Regions from separate parts of the Mus musculus genome. Here region 1 is linked to region 2. Evidence: chromatin loops called from intact Hi-C (ENCODE). Cell type or tissue: heart. All regions are shown on one strand.

Evidence for each region. Peaks named below come from ENCODE experiments on the same cell type or tissue, not always from the same donor. Only the 100,000 strongest peaks of a DNase experiment are listed, where the experiment ranks them.
Region 1: a loop joins it to region 2, with 2.3 times the contacts of the local background. A loop is called at or near these places in 2 of 42 quality-filtered maps.

The regions. Positions count from the first base shown.
Region 1 is chr6:42,539,338-42,547,337 of GRCm38, forward strand. No RefSeq gene overlaps it. Among named protein-coding and RNA genes, the nearest start is that of Olfr455, 4.3 kb to the left of the region's middle. In heart, no CTCF peak of the experiment used is centred here; a DNase peak (open chromatin) is centred at 3,504.
Region 2 is chr6:42,346,023-42,354,022 of GRCm38, forward strand. It overlaps Zyx (zyxin), which reads left to right and starts at 3,806. Exons shown (of 10, transcript NM_011777.3): 1 at 3,806-4,097; 2 at 4,235-4,454; 3 at 4,924-5,126; 4 at 5,248-5,340; 5 at 5,453-5,947. The coding sequence starts at 4,247. In heart, CTCF peaks have their summits at 3,106 (motif pointing right), 3,806 and 4,658; DNase peaks (open chromatin) are centred at 3,229, 3,749, 4,549, 7,369 and 3 weaker places; H3K4me3 peaks cover 5,336 bases; H3K27ac peaks cover 4,711 bases.

The sequences.
Region 1 (8,000 bases), 190 kb after region 2:
ATAAAGAGTCAAGCACTGGCCACACTAGGGTTCTGTATTACCATAGGTCTTAGACTTCAAGGTCCCCCAAAGCAGGATGTGTCCCGGCCTCTCTACTTCTTCTCCATCCTCTTCCTTAGCTAGCTTTGCCACTGTGAACTGCCTTCTGAGTTGTGTCATGGACTCATAGAGTACAACATATATACGGGTCTTCTAGACAACCTCACTCAACTTCTTAGTTTTAAAGAGGAAGATATAACTGAGCTGGGATTGGGGCTGGAAATACAGGCTTTAAATTCTCAAAGAAATTAATAAAGAGAAAGAAAGAAAGAGAAAAAAGAAAGTAATTTCCCAAGACTGAATCCGGAAGTCTCCACAGCCCATATAATGTTCTAGAATCAGGTCACTGGAGTCAAGCTGACAATATATATTACTTTAACCTTCACTAGAGACCTAGCGTTATGGTACATACTGGGACAGACACTCAGGCAGCCAGGATGCTCTGTGGGAGATCCTGTTGGAGTTGTCAGGATCCAAATTCATCAGACATTGTGACTGATACACTAGAAAAAGTGGTGTGTGTCTGTCTATCCTGGCTCAACTCTCAAAGTGAGTACCTTCCTCAGTTGTCATCAGATCCCAGATTCTCTCTCTCTGTGACTCATCTGTAAGTAACAGTTGGGAAACATTGTCACTCTGAAGGTCTACTCTGCTGCTCAGAGTCTTCTGAATGTAACAGATGTGGGATGTAACAAAGGCTGTGGGACCTGCAGGAGGATGTTTGACCTTTTAACAGATGTTGAAAAAAAAAACCCTATTTTTAAAAATTCATTATGGCTTTTAAACACTTAATCCTAGACTCAGACATTCAATGTTCTAATCAACATGGACTGTGTAATTTGTTCATAGTCCTCATGCCAGGGTGCAAGAGTGGTGAAGTCAGGTGAAAACGGCCACACATAGTTGAATGAAAGAGCTGCAAGGAGAATGGCTTTTTCCATTGAATGCACCTTTTAGAGAGTTTTGATTTATAGACACCATCTTATTCTCTTTCTTGTAGTATTTGAAGGGAGCATTTACTAACACATTCTATTCTAATGGAGAAAGAGGCGGGTGGGACAGGAATAGGCTTGAGAGGGGTAGACTCACTTCCAATGGGGTTTAAACCCTTCCCACCTTTTGAGAAGAGGTGGATTTTCCCATCTATCGAACACATTCAGCCAACTTGAGTCCTGTGCCCATTCTCAGCCAGATGCTGCAGCATTAGGAATGAAGTTCAGAGAGACAGAATTGGTGTCTTGAGGTTGCAGGCAGATCAACCTTCTGGAGTGCCCAAGACAGAGACAGCTCTTGAGCTGCCTCTGCTGGCCTCCTTACCACTTCCTTTTCATCTCTGTACAGAAGCTAGTGGAGTGGGCTCTAGAAGGAGAGACAGACACAATCTGTTTTAATTTCTTCCCTTTCCATGATGTAAACCAGGCAGATGGCAAGAAACATTGGGTGGTGGATCAAGCACCTGCATCAAGTTGCTCAAGGAGAATCATGTTTCAAAGTAAGGCTGCCTAAAACAAACCAGATGGGTCAACTAATTGAACATGACCAAGGGGCTATTTCTGCTTTGCTTAGCTTTTCAGGAGGGATTGATATAAACTCCAGGAATGTAAGCTAGCTGTAGTAGGCTAAGAAAATGGAAGTATCAGCTGGCCATGGTGGTACTCAGCTTTAATCCCAGCACCGAGAGCCAGAGGCAGGTAGCTGCATACTCTTCCAAAGCATCAGTGATTCAAACCTGCAGAGAGAGAGAGAGAGAGAGAGAGAGAGAGAGAGAGAGAGAGAGAGAGAGAGAGAGAGGCCTGGATCACACTCCTCTCTCATAAAGATGAGGGTGGAAATTTTCACTCTTCTGGCAGATTAATAGCACCAACAAAAATAATGAACACTTAAGAGAGTTCTAGGGAAGTGATCAGGAGGACTTGAAACATAACCCGTTTAACCTAACAACAACCCAGTGAAGTAAATGGATTCTTCTCACACTCATTTTAGAGGTGAGGAATTCAACTTCTAGATAACTAGCTAATGCTAGAGCCAATTTGCAGGCAAGAATCTTAGCACCCAGTAACCTTTGGTTTTACACATTTGTTCTGCATGGTCTAGACAATGGTTTGTGATGGTTATACTTTCAGTTTTAAATTACTTGATTAAATATATAGCAAGGCAAAGTAAAAGAATAAGTAACAAAATAGCCAACAAAACACCACCAAATTAGATGCTCAAACCATCCAGCAGAAGAAGCTGGGGAGAAGATTCAATTGTTAAGAATACCATCTGTCTTTGCAAAGGCCACAGGGTTTGGCTCCCAGTATGCATATGGTGATTCAAAACTATCTGAAACTCCAGTTCCAAGAGATCTAATGTCCTCTTCAGTCCTCTGCAGGCATTAGGCATGCATGTGGTATGCATACATACATTAAGGAAAAACCTCATATGCATGAAATAAAAGTAAACATATCTTTAAAATTTTCATAAAAGAAACAGGGTCAATAATAATAAAAAAAAACAGTCAGAAGAAATGGACTGAAGTAGTTCTTTTGAGGCAGTTAGCCTGTGTTCTGAATAGAGATTTGGGTAGTGCAGCATCTCTTTGAGTGAGTCTTACACATAAAATAACTAATAACAGCAGAGATATAACAATCAAATCAGGGGCTTGGGCACAGAGAGCAAAAACTGACTGCAGTAGTCCCTTTGAGGCAGCCAGAGGCAATCCCAGGTAGAGCAGAGGGCCCTGTCTGCAGAGCCTTCCAAGTCAAAGGAAAACCAGCCCCAGATACAGACAAGATCAACAAATCAGGCACTCAAAACACCCAGCAGAAACCAACTGGGGAAGCTGTGCCAGTCAGCTGGCATTCCTGAATGATGAGTTTCCCACGGCTGGATTTCTGGCTTCTCTTCTACCCCTATAGGCACTTTTATATCATGTGATAAACAATGGCAACCTCTGTTGCAGAAGGTTCATCTTCTAACTATTTTCCCTCTTTCTCACAGAGTTAGGAGACACAGCCCATCCCCAGACAAGGGACCTTAGAGGACACACTGAGACAAATAAGCTTGTGGGTCTGTAATAGGATAGGGGCAGTTCTGCTCCAAGAGCCAGCTTCTCAGTGAACTGAAATAACACACTTTACATATGTAATGCACATCATAACTCTATGTGGCCCTCCTCATTTAAACGTCCTCTCAGACTGCCTCTGCACAAGAGGCAGTTATCCCCTTTCTATGGTTTCCTGCATACTAGAAATGACTCCCAGACTGTCACATATTTCTGTCCTCAGATTTACCTTCACTGACATTTCTCTTGAGGACAGTGGATGTGAATAGCAATGCAGATCATTTAAGATAGCAAACCTAAAAATAATTTCTCTTTAGTTTTGACATTCATCACTGATCTTGTTATTGTTCTAGCAGACTCTTGTTTCTAATTGTGTGAGGCTTCACAAAACACCCACGGAGTCATGGCTGGCTGGTGGCCCGGGACATCTGGATGTGGTTGGAAGGATTTCTGGGTTAGGGATTCTGACCTTGGATTCAATTTTTGCTGTGTTGGCTAATAAAAATTATGTTACAATAATGTTTCTCATTGGTCATTTCAATAGCCAATCAAAGCACTGCTAAACACAGTTGTACAATGGATAGAAGAGGAGATATGAGAGACAGACAGGTCAGACTTCTGCAGCTTTTGAGAGTTCCATACATGCTAAGCTAGAGATTTAGGGTCAAATGGTCATGGTAGACTCAACACCATAGTAAACCCATGTAAGACTCAGAGAGGGAGCTACCCAGTCTAGAGCTGCAATAATGTCTGTGGGCTGGTGTGTGTGTGTGTTTGTGTGTGTGTGTGTGTTTGTGTGTGTGTGTGTGTGTGTGTGTGTGTGTGTCTAAAATAATTGCCTTACAGTTTAGACTGAAGCTCACTGGCTCACTGGTCTAGCTTTTTTTTTTTTTTTTTTGTAAGCTAGCATCATAATTTACAAAAGTACCAATAAGAAAGGCCACAGCAAAAGTCATTGTCCTAAAACAAATCAAGTTTCAAAAGTTATGAATTAGCCGGGTGTGGTGGCACACGCCTTTAATCCCAGCACTTGGGAGGCAGAGGCAGGCTGATTTCTGAGTTCAAGGCCAGCCTGGTCTACAAAATGAGTTCCAGGACAGCCAGGGCTACACAGAGAAACCCTGTCTCAGAAAAAAAAAGTTATGAGTAAATCTGGATATCCTAACTGGACTGGGCCTCTCATCTATGACTTTCTATAAATGATAGTGGAATGATTTATTTAGTGTTTTTTAAAAGAAGTAACATATACTTAAAATATGATGTTTCATTCCCCCCCTAACTCTTGCTAAAAGAACACTCACAGTTTAAGGATACTTTGCTGTTTTCTGGATGCTTGAATTGGAGAGGAGAAGGCAAATGAACTAACTCTTGCAGGCTTGGTCCCTCACTGTGGAATGCAGACAACAAAAGAAAAATTTGATGAGGACTCCATAGAGAATGTAGAGAAGCTTCTAGAAAAGATCTGGCACAAAGGAACACTGGGTGTAGTCTTACTTTTAGGTGTTTTCACTTGGAAGGCTTAGGTTGATTATCCTCTTAGTATTCATCTTTCTTTCTTGGAAAATTCAGCCCTGACTGGTCCAACCCTTCAAGTTCTTTGGCCTGTGTGCTTGCTATCTTCCTGAGGTCCCAGTGTACATTGTGTGCTGGGTGGGTATGAATAGATATAGCTACAGATTACTTTATTTAGCCATAATTTATATCTATCTATCTATCTATCTATCTATCTATCTATCTATCTATCTATCTACTTACCTACCTACCTACCTACCTACCTACCTACCTACCTACCTACCTACCTACCTACCTACCTACCTATCATCTGTCTGCCTGTCTACATTTTCTGTCTCTATTATCCATGTATCTATAATATCTAACTTCCTCTCCTTTCCTCCATTCCCTCCTACCTACCCTCACTCCTTTCCCTTATCTTTCCACCCCTTCTTTTTCAGCCCTCTCTCCATCTTTCTTCTTTCTTTCTAGTTTGCATCTACCTATCGCAATATCTTTATGTTACTATTTCACCTGGGCTTGCAATTATCTTTATGCCACTGCACTGGCTATATATATTTCTGGGTTGAAATCTCAGCTTAACCACGTACTAATTTTGGGTGAGGCCCTCAATTTCTCTGATGCATTATCTCTTTACATAAATGGAGGTAATGACACTAGATACCTAGTGTCATTCATAATATTAGGAATAGTATAAGGGAAAGCTAAAACACGATGGCAGTCACAAAGAAAGTAACTCATCATATTGAGATGTAACTTTCACATCTATATTGACATGACACCCTTAGGCTCCACCTGCATAGTGACTGTAGTAGCTTCTTTTCCTAGTCATGAAGGCCTTCACCTTGATTTATGTCAGCTATCTTGAAGTGAATTAATTTTATATGTTTGCATTATTATATATTTCAATTAAACATTGTGAAATAAAGTCCCCTGAATTAAAGCTTATCATGTTGGTACTTTTTGCTCTATGAATATTTTTTCTGTGGTGTCTTTCCATCAGTCTGGCAGTCTGTTTACTCAAGGCTGCTGAATCACCTCTGGATTTAGTGATTACATTGTGTACTCTTTTTTTCCAGCTATTTATGATCTCAGCTTTGATTCCTGGGAGACGTGTTATTTGCCTATCCACTGGCTCTGTTTCTTTTACAAGATAAAGTAGCTTGCTAAATCCTTTCTGAGTGTGACATGATATCTTGTCAAAGGCTTTTTGTGAGTCTAAGAACTCTTGTTAGTTTCTTGGTGTCCTGTTTATCCCCTAAGAGCAGCTAAATGAATCAACAGAGACATTTTTGTTTTACACAGACATTCTTGCTTTCTCCCCATTATTGCATTTTGTGAAGTATTTAATGCATTTAATGCAGATGAGGTGATCTTGACAGTTTCTATGACTACTCATGAACTCTTTTTAAAATGGTAGGCACATGGCTGACCTTGTCCAGCTCTGGGTCAACATGCTACCATGATCTTAGGCTAATATTTCCCAGACTTCATGCTTCCTGATGATTCAGGGGAACAGACTCAACATTACTGAGTTTGTCTGTGTAGAGGATATAGTACTGAGTGAGTCTGTTCAGAGGATACAGTACTGAGTCTGTCTCTTTAAAGCACCCTGGATACTTGCCATGCATTGTTCTCCTTTCTCCAAAAATCAATTGTGTGGGATTAGGACTTTCGGAAGAGGATGTTTTCCAGGCATCCTGCTCTCTCTTACCTTCAATTGGATAGGAACTTTGAACTATGAAAATCTAGGAGTCCTACTGACTGTAGAGCTGGCTTTCTGCCTTTGATGTGTTGAAAGAGATTCTCTCCCTGAATGAAACAGCAGCCATTTTAATGAATGTCTTTAACACAGGCTTCCTCCAGAGGCAGATAGATAAGCTTCAAAACCGAGCACTTTAATGTTCCACATAAAAACTGTCTGGTGCAGAGACTGCCCCAGTTCTGACACTCTGAAGGTCAACTCTATCACAGGAAATGAGTGATCACTGTGTTGTTAAATTTTGAAAAGTATCTTAGGTCCAGGGATCATTACTTTAGTTGAAAAGTATCAATATCTTTGCTCTGTAAGAAAACTGGTTCATTTCCAAAATTTATTTTTAAATCAATTACTGTTTTCTATGAAGGTGATTTTAACAGGCTTGAAAATACTCCTGATTTAGAAACTATACCTCATGATACAAGACAGCAAGAGGGCTACCTTGTAAAACTGAAAGACTCTCCTTCTAAAAGATGGTTTCTTGTTCCTTGCTGGCCACAGAGTTAGATGTAAACAGTGGGTAGCATAGATGCATGGAGAGAGGAGCCAACACTATTTCACTATTGCCAGGACATGTTTATGATTCACTGAGATAAAACCAGACAAATGAAAAAGGTCAGCCCTTGTAGGGAAAGAAAAATGCTTATTTCTGTGATGAGCATTTTTCCGAGGGAAGTGTTTTAGTGTCCCCGAGAACCCAGGCTCCCTGGAATCACCTGGCTGTTTTCTGACCACTGATGCAACAGATTGTTCTTCCCTACTTTCCAGTTGCCTACTTCCTTTTAGTCTGAATTTGACCCCAGAATTTATAAGAAGACAGCTAATGATTAGATTAAATGAGATCAATGCAGGATGCTCAGCCTGCTGGAGGCCAGCCTTTGACAAGGACCTACACTCTCTGCAGTGGAAAGGTCTATGGTTGATGTGGTCCAAGGCCTGAGGATTTCATTCCAAAACAGGAGGGATAAATGGAATCTTTCCTGTTTTGCTCTTGTAAGTGGTAAAGTTTTGAATTTCATAAAGCTGATCAATGACCTTAGACCTGGTCATCCTGAATACTCTCTATTCTACCTCTAAAAACTGGAGTGTGCTTCCTTTGTCTTCTTACAAATTATCTTGTGGGACCCATGCATTGCTGGATTCATCTGTTCATGAAAGCCTCTATTCACATAGGAACACAAAATTTCTCCTAATGGTGAATGGGGCAGCAGAGACAAAAGGGCAGCACATAATTAAACTAACTAAATAAAATGGAAGCATATCAGACAGTCCTGGCATCTATAGTTTCCTCATACTGTACCTCAATGTACCCAGAATGGAAGAGCTCTGAAGATGAGAGCACACTGAACTGGTGTGCTGTGTAACATCCTGAGGAGAGAGGCATCAGATCTGATGGAGAGAAGATGGAGTAATGGAATGGATGCCTGCCTTATCAATGCTATCTTCGTACTCTAGCCAGAACATATTTTACTTTGTTATCCCTATGCTCTCTCTCAGTATTTCTTTATCTTTGTTTGCCTATGGAATCCATCACTAGCCTTCTTACCTGAGTTCAGAAAGGGATGGCTTAAGGATGTTGGAGAAGTGACTCAGGTCATGGTCTCTAGAGGTTAGCAAGATCCCAGGTAAAATGGCAAGCGGAGG
Region 2 (8,000 bases):
CAAGCCCGAGGTGTCATGCATGCTAGGCAGGCACTGTACCATTGAGCTGTACCTAGCATGAGTGTGAGCAATTATTGCAGTCATTGTTGATGTTTCAGCAGTACACTGATGCTTACCGTAGTGCGTCATATCGTTACTCTTTTGTCTGCTTATAGCCAGCATATTGATAAAACTTCTCATAGTATCGTTGCTTTGCAATTCTCTCTTTGGTCACTATGCTGTTTCTTCCATGAATGCTTGGAATGTCACACTTTGTAGTGTATACCTTTGGGGTGGGGGCTTCTCATATCTAATGGATATAAAGCCTGGGAAGTGTGTAAGGATATTTTAGTAGCCAAGGTCAGTGGCCATTTTCTGGCTTCCTCTCCCAGGTTTACTACATGCTTGAAGTGGAGACATTGATTGGCTTCCTACACATCACTCATACTACCCAAGAACATCAAATAGAAATGCTTGCTTAGGAAAACCCGCCAGGAATCATCAGGGTAAATTCTTCTTGCTGTCTGTATTTTATTTTATTTTTTTTTTATTTTATTTTTTTTTTTATTAGGTATTTAGCTCATTTACATTTCCAATGCTATACCAAAAGTCCCCCTTACCCACCCACCCCCACTCTCCTACCCTCCCACTCCCCCCCTTTGGCCCTGGCGTTCCCCTGTACTGGGGCACACAAAGTCTGCGTGTCCAATGGGCCTCTCTTTCCAGTGATGGCCGACTAGGCCATCTTTTGATACATATGCAGCTAGAGTCAAGAGCTCAGGGGTACTGGTTAGTTCATAATGTTGTTCCACCTATAGGGTTGAAGATCCCTTTAGCTCCTTGGGTACTTTCTCTAGCTCCTCCATTGGGAGCCCTGTGATCCATCCATTAGCTGACTGTGAGCATCCACTTCTGTGTTTGCTAGGCCCCGGCATAGTCTCACAAGAGACAGCTACATCTGGGTCCTTTCAGTAAAATCTTGCTAGTGTATGCAATGGTGTCAGCATTTGGAAGCTGATTATGGGGTGGATCCCTGGATATGGCAGTCTCTACATGGTCCATCCTTTCATCTCAGCTCCATACTTTGTTTCTGTAACTCCTTCCATGGGTGTTTTGTTCCCACTTCTAAGGAGGGGCATAGTGTCCACACTTCAGTCTTCATTTTTCTTGAGTTTCATGTGTTTAGGAAATTGTATCTTATATCGTGGGTATCCTAGGTTTTGGGCTAGTATCCACTTATCAGTGAGTACATATTGTGTGAGTTCCTTTGTGATTGTGTTACCTCACTCAGGATGATGCTCTCCAGGTCCATCCATTTGGCTAGGAATTTCATAAATTCATTCTTTTTAATAGCTGAGTAGTACTCCATTGTGTAGATGTACCACATTTTCTGTATCCATTCCTCTGTTGAGGGGCATCTGGGTTCTTTCCAGTTTCTGGCTATTATAAATAAGGCTGCTATGAACATAGTGGAGCATGTGTCCTTCTTACCAGTTGGGGCTTCTTCTGGATATATGCCCAGGAGAGGTATTGCTGGATCCTCCGGTAGTACTATGTCCAATTTTCTGAGGAACCGCCAGACTGATTTCCAGAGTGGTTGTACAAGCCTGCAATCCCACCAACAATGGAGGAGTGTTCCTCTTTCTCCACATCCTCGCCAGCATCTGCTGTCACCTGAATTTTTGATCTTAGCCATTCTCACTGGTGTGAGGTGGAATCTCAGGGTTGTTTTGATTTGCATTTCCCTGATGATTAAGGATGTTGAACATTTGACTCTAACCTCCACCTGAGAAATCCTGGGCCAGTCACTCTGACCCTTTCAGAAATTCTGTTTTGTTTCTAATTTGTACTTAAAACGGCTGGCTTAAAACTCTAAGCTCTAATATTCTGCATCTTGAATGCTCTTAGTTGTCTGTGAAATTGAGTCTGCCTACACACTCTCCTATTCTTGATTTATAAATAGGTTCAGCTGCCAACAATTAAACAGACTCTATTTTCCGATGTTCCTTAAAGAGGCTTTTAGAGGGTAGGTGGCTTTTACTCTTATAAAGTTATCTGGAAACTCCATTTCCCCATACAGGCATATTTAGAAGGATGGTGATGACTCTTGGTCTGAAAAGCCCAAGAAACAATCTCCGACACACAGAGTAAATCCAGTATCAAATTTCTAACAGATCTTCATAGGAACAGGCCTAGGACCAGCTCGTGCATGTTAGGGTGTGTCTACCTGAGCACTTTGTGTCATGTATGGTCACACATGAAACGCAAAACACTGGTGATGGAAACATTAAGATGACAGAGAAAAGAGAGACTAGCGGGGCCTGGAAAGATGATGAATGTATAGTCATAGATATGACTCAAGGCTTAAGGTTGACAGTAGGAGAGGGCTTTGAATCTCCTAAGACACAGTAAACCTGCCTGGCAAGCTAGAAGGGAGCATGTGAGAGAAAGCTGCCTAGGTTAACTGGCTGGAAATTTCCGTTGTTTTCCAGGCTGGAACTTGGAAGTAATACTGAGAACTATATAGAATTTTCAGGCATGGCATGTTATTTATCTCTTCACATAAAGCAGCAGGCAAACGAACTAAATGCCATCCCTTTTACAATGGAGGCAATGAAACCGAATGAATGAAAAATCTTGTCCACTGAGTTGGAAACCAGGCTCCCTGACCTCACGGAGTTTCTCCATCTTTGCCAACAGGGTTAATTAACTCTGACCTGAGTGCAACCCTTGGGGCCGTCTTTTCAGGTAACATCCCCCAGTTTCTTATCCTAGGTTCATGGGGTTAGTTTGCATGCCCCTAAAGCATAGCTCAAGGACATATACTGACCAACCATACTGGACAGTAGGGTGCAGCAGATGGGGAGCGCCAAGGTTTGGAGCCTCAGCCAGGGATGACAGGGCGAAACCAAAGGAAGCACCGAGGGTTGGATATTGGACTAGAGGCTCTAGCTCGTAACTCTATAATTTGGACGAAGTTTCCGTGTGTTGTTTAAAAAAAAAAAAAGAAGAAGAAGAAGAAGATCGGAAGGGAAAGATGCAAGATTAAGAAAGTAAGAAAAGCAGACACCAGCTTAGTCATATCTCTTTCATGTAGCCTGGGGCAGTCTCAGGCTGAGGAATCTGGTAGGACCAGTGGGGGGCTCCACCGAGCTTTGTCCCGGGGCGCGCTGACAACCCAAAGACTCTTGAGGGACTGGGAAAGGCTTGCTGAAGGGATCCTCAAGGACTAGTCCCCGGGGGCTATTTGGGTCTTCCTAGGTTGTCTGACCACTCGCCCTGACTTCGCCCTTGTACCTCCATTCCTGGACTCAAAGCACTGGACTCTTGTCCCCGGGGCAATACTATTGCAGGCGGGTCTAGGGCAAAGCGAATTCCTAGAAGCCTTAAGAGGCTGCCTAGCTCAGGAAGTTAGCATTCCCCCAGCTTAGGCTCCTGCTCACACACTAGTGGGTTACAGAAGGCCGGCCTGGGAGCCAAGTGCCCGCAGGGCCAACGTCCCTTCACCATCCCCCGCCCACCCAGGAGTACAGTTCCATCCCAGTCCTGCGTTCCGGGACTGACCACAGGACACGTGGGACGCGGAGCTGAAGCTGCAGGGAGGGGCGGGGTCGGTCAATGGCAGGCAGGCCCGGGGTGCGCGACTGAGCTGCTTCAGGACCGCTGGGATTACTAGCCAGCCTGCTCAGCCTGGAGTGCGGACAGTGAGTCAGTTCTCCAGCACTCGCGGGTCGGGAGGAGGGAGGTGGGGTAGGTGGCAGGTCAGGAAATGACATCAGAGGCCTGTGCTGGGGAAGGGTGGTCTGTGCCCGGCGGGGGCGGTGGTGAGTAGGGAGGCCGCAGGCGGACCTTTGCAGAGCCTGGAGCCCGGGGCAGGACCTGGGCCCCTTCCTGGGGGAGTTTCCTGTCGGGTCCTCCCTCCCCGGTCTCTCCCCGCCCCCTCTCCGGGCCGCTCCTTGTATGGTCTGGGCGCCGCTCTCTCCCCGCCCCCTCCCTCCCTTCCCGTGCACGACGTCCCTCCCCGCTTGGCTAGAAGCGGCTCCGGACCGGGACGCAGAGTCCGCGGACTCGGCGCCGAGGCGGTCATCCGAGACGCGCCTCTCACGCTCCTGCGCGCGGTGAGGAGCGGGGAGAAGCTCCGCCGCCCCGGGAAGGGGACGCGGGGAGGCGCGGGTGGGGTCACCGAGGGGCGCTTAGACCGAGGAGTGTCAGTCCGACACCGCTCTGCGTAACCTGACGACCCCACCCCCTGCAGCCCGGCCTGGCCATGGCGGCCCCCCGCCCGCCTCCCGCGATCTCCGTCTCCGTCTCGGCCCCCGCGTTTTACGCCCCGCAGAAGAAGTTCGCCCCGGTTGTGGCCCCAAAGCCCAAAGTGAATCCTTTCCGGCCTGGGGACAGCGAGCCTCCTGTAGCAGCCGGGGCCCAAAGAGCGCAGATGGGTCGGGTGGGCGAGATCCCACCACCACCCCCGGAAGGTATGCGGCTGGGATTGGGGGCCCTGATCTTTCTCGGGCGCCAGGGGTGGGGGTCGGTGGTTTGGGGAATTTGGGGTTGTCTGAAAAGGCTGTTGCGGAGGGGGCTGGGCGCTGGGTGGCTACCCTGTCCTGAGCAGATGTTCTTACCTCATCTTGGAGCTCCTGGCTGGGAGCCAGGACCCTTGGGACTGTTCCAAGTCTCCCGCCTGGGGGTAGGAGGCGGGAATGTGGGCCAGGAATCTTCCCCTCTGGATCCGTTCTCTGAAGTGTAACGGGAGCTGCACGGTTCTTCAACCTGGCTCGTTCTCACTCGACCTGCTTCGCCCAGGGCATCCTGAGCCCCTCGTTATGGTCTGCACACACTCTTGGGATGCAGGAAAGAGTTCTTGGATTAGGGGTTAAAGCAGTCGTCTGAGGAGAGGAGGAAAGAGGGTCGGTACTGATAGCCTTTTCTCTCCTTCCTACCCAGACTTTCCTTTGCCCCCTCCTCCCCTTATTGGGGAGGGCGACGACTCAGAGGGTGCCCTGGGAGGTGCCTTCCCACCTCCACCTCCCCCGATGATCGAGGAACCATTCCCCCCTGCTCCTCTGGAGGAGGACATCTTCCCCTCCCCTCCACCTCCACTGGAGGAGGAGGGAGGGCCTGAGGCCCCTACCCAGCTCCCACCGCAGGTAGGGAGGGCTTGGAAGGGCAGCTTTGCTGGAGATGGGGTGGGGGACACCTCCATGGGCTGGAGAGGAGTGGGGTGACAAGGGAAGACTGGGATGGGTGCTCTGACCCTTGACCCTCCAGCCCAGGGAGAAAGTGTGCAGTATTGACCTGGAGATTGACTCTCTGTCCTCACTGCTGGACGACATGACCAAGAACGATCCCTTCAAAGCCCGGGTAAGGGGCAGGACAGTAGGAAAGTCTGGGCCTAGAAGGAGAGGAGGGAATGCAAGGAAGAGATGACAACCTCGTCTAAGTGCATTTCTCTCCCCTCTGCTTCTCCTTGCAGGTATCATCCGGATATGTACCCCCACCAGTTGCCACTCCATTTGTTCCCAAGCCTAGTACCAAACCTGCCCCTGGGGGCACAGCACCCTTGCCTCCTTGGAAGACCCCTTCTAGCTCCCAGCCACCACCTCAGCCGCAGGCCAAGCCTCAGGTCCAGCTCCATGTCCAGCCTCAGGCCAAGCCCCATGTCCAACCCCAGCCTGTGTCTTCTGCTAATACACAGCCCCGGGGTCCCCTTTCTCAGGCACCAACTCCAGCACCTAAGTTTGCTCCAGTGGCTCCTAAATTTACTCCCGTGGTTTCCAAGTTCAGCCCTGGTGCTCCAAGTGGACCTGGGCCACAGCCCAATCAAAAAATGGTGCCTCCGGATGCTCCTTCTTCTGTGAGCACAGGCTCCCCTCAGCCCCCTAGCTTCACCTATGCTCAGCAGAAGGAGAAGCCCCTAGTTCAAGAGAAGCAGCACCCACAGCCTCCACCAGCTCAAAACCAAAACCAGGTGAGGAGGCCACAGGCTGAGGCCAATGGACTGCAGAGTAAAAGGGCAAGAGGGTGGGGTAGAGAACCGGAGGAGCCAGAGTGGGTGTGGCGGTGGGGGAAGTGTAGGGTTATCTGGCAGGCCATAGAGAAAGTTCTGGAGGAAGTCTGGGGCTACCTGGGGCCTGGGTCAATCGGTAGAGCAGCTAGGGCTTAGCAGTAAGAGGATACAACTTTCCCTTCTGCCTCTGCCTTGGAGTGTTGAAGGGGAGAATGAGGTCACTAGCCCAACCTTAGTTTTTCCCATTCCTGGGCCTTGACTTAATCCCTAGGCTCCTGGGTTTTCTGAGCACTTTCATCGCCTGAGGGCCCATCTAGAGATTAAAGTATTGTCAGCACCAGTAAACATTTACTGGGCCAGCCTCAGCTGACTGCCAGGCACTGCTCTGTGCTATGGAGGCTGGGCCCGTGGGCACGAGAGACCTCTCCAACAGGTTCAGTCTTCTGAAGTCACAGGTCTAGGGTAGAATGTCTAGCCTGTTTCTCACAAGTCTTTAGACCCTAGTAACATTGGGTGAACTTTGAGCCTTCCCCCCCTCCCCACCTGACTTTGAAATAGCTACCCATCCCAAACAATGGTGAAGAGCAAGTCAGCTTATCTTCTTAGTCTAGCACATAAAAGCTCAAAATAGAAACAGACAGTACAGTTGTTGCCAGTTGTTAGTTCAGGGAAAGAGATCTTCTGAGTTGAAGGGACCTTCTGGTAATCTTACTGGTAACTGTAAATGTCTGTGTTCCGATACACTGGAGGAATAAGGAAGGAATAAGTATAGCTCAGAATCAATGAGTTACAGGGGTTTGAAACTATGACCCAACATGGGGACTGGCAACTTAGGAACAGCTTCTTGAGGTTAGTCTGCCTTCAATGACTTGAGGACTTGAGAATCCACAAAGGATTGAGAATAGCATTAGGTGGGAAGAGCTTGTGTGAAATTTTAGGGTATGAACACTTGAGGGCTATTAGGAGAACAGAAAGCACAGGAAACAGACTTTGTGCTGTACTTGAGATTGGTGGAGATTGGTAGGCATACTAGGGAGCCAAATCTCCAATAAGGTATGTATGCATATTGGAGAATCACTGATGGTTTCTCAGTTGTGTGTGGTTTGGCCAGGAGGACTGGTGAAAGTCATACTTCAAAGCTTTTCCAGCTGAGATGCACATTAGAGGCAGAGAGATCTGTGATGCAGATGAGTTCTCTCCTGGGCCACAGCAGTATTAGTTGCAGTGAGAAATGCGATCTGTGGATGATAGCTGTTCCAAAGGAAGAGCCTAAAGGAAGCAGCGACTGATAAGCAGCTGGGGAGGACACAAATGCTGGGGAGGCTCAGCGTCTGCTGAGGAGTAACAGTATTGCAGACAGAATAGAGAAGTGCAGAAGGGGAACTGGTTTGAACGGGAAGAGGAGGGGTCCCGATGTCAGCGTGTTGAGCAACAGGCTTTACAAGCACTTGCTTTCAGCTGGAACTGTCATTCAGCTAACGTAGGACCGTAATACAAGGGCAGGCCTCAAGCTAGAGGTGTGTGCACAGCCATCCATACCATGAGGCAGCTGACAAGTGTTCCAAGAATTCCATAGCAGGAAGTGAAGAGCCTCGGGGACCTTGGGCCATCTTGTGCCTTGCAAAGAGGATGGAGGAAGATCCCAGGCTGGGATTCTTAGAAGTGGATGACGTGACCTTGGAGATCTTCATTGTAGGTTTAGGGAACAGGACTCAGATAAGCAGAATTTGACTCTTAGGACTTTGTAGATGGCCTTGGGACTATTTGTGCCATATGGCGGTGACAGAGTTGAGTGAATAGTCAGTGGAAACATGAAAGTTGGTAGTGTAGCCTGTTCTCAACATTTGGCAGTGAAGTTGAGTATGTTGACCTATAAGATACAAAACATGGAAAGTTGAGACAGGAGGATTGCTATGAGTTCAAGTCAGACTATAGTGTGAGTCTCTGTGTGTGTGTGTGTGTGTGTGTGTGTGTGTGTGTGTGTGTGTGTATGTGTGTGTGTGTGTATGTATGT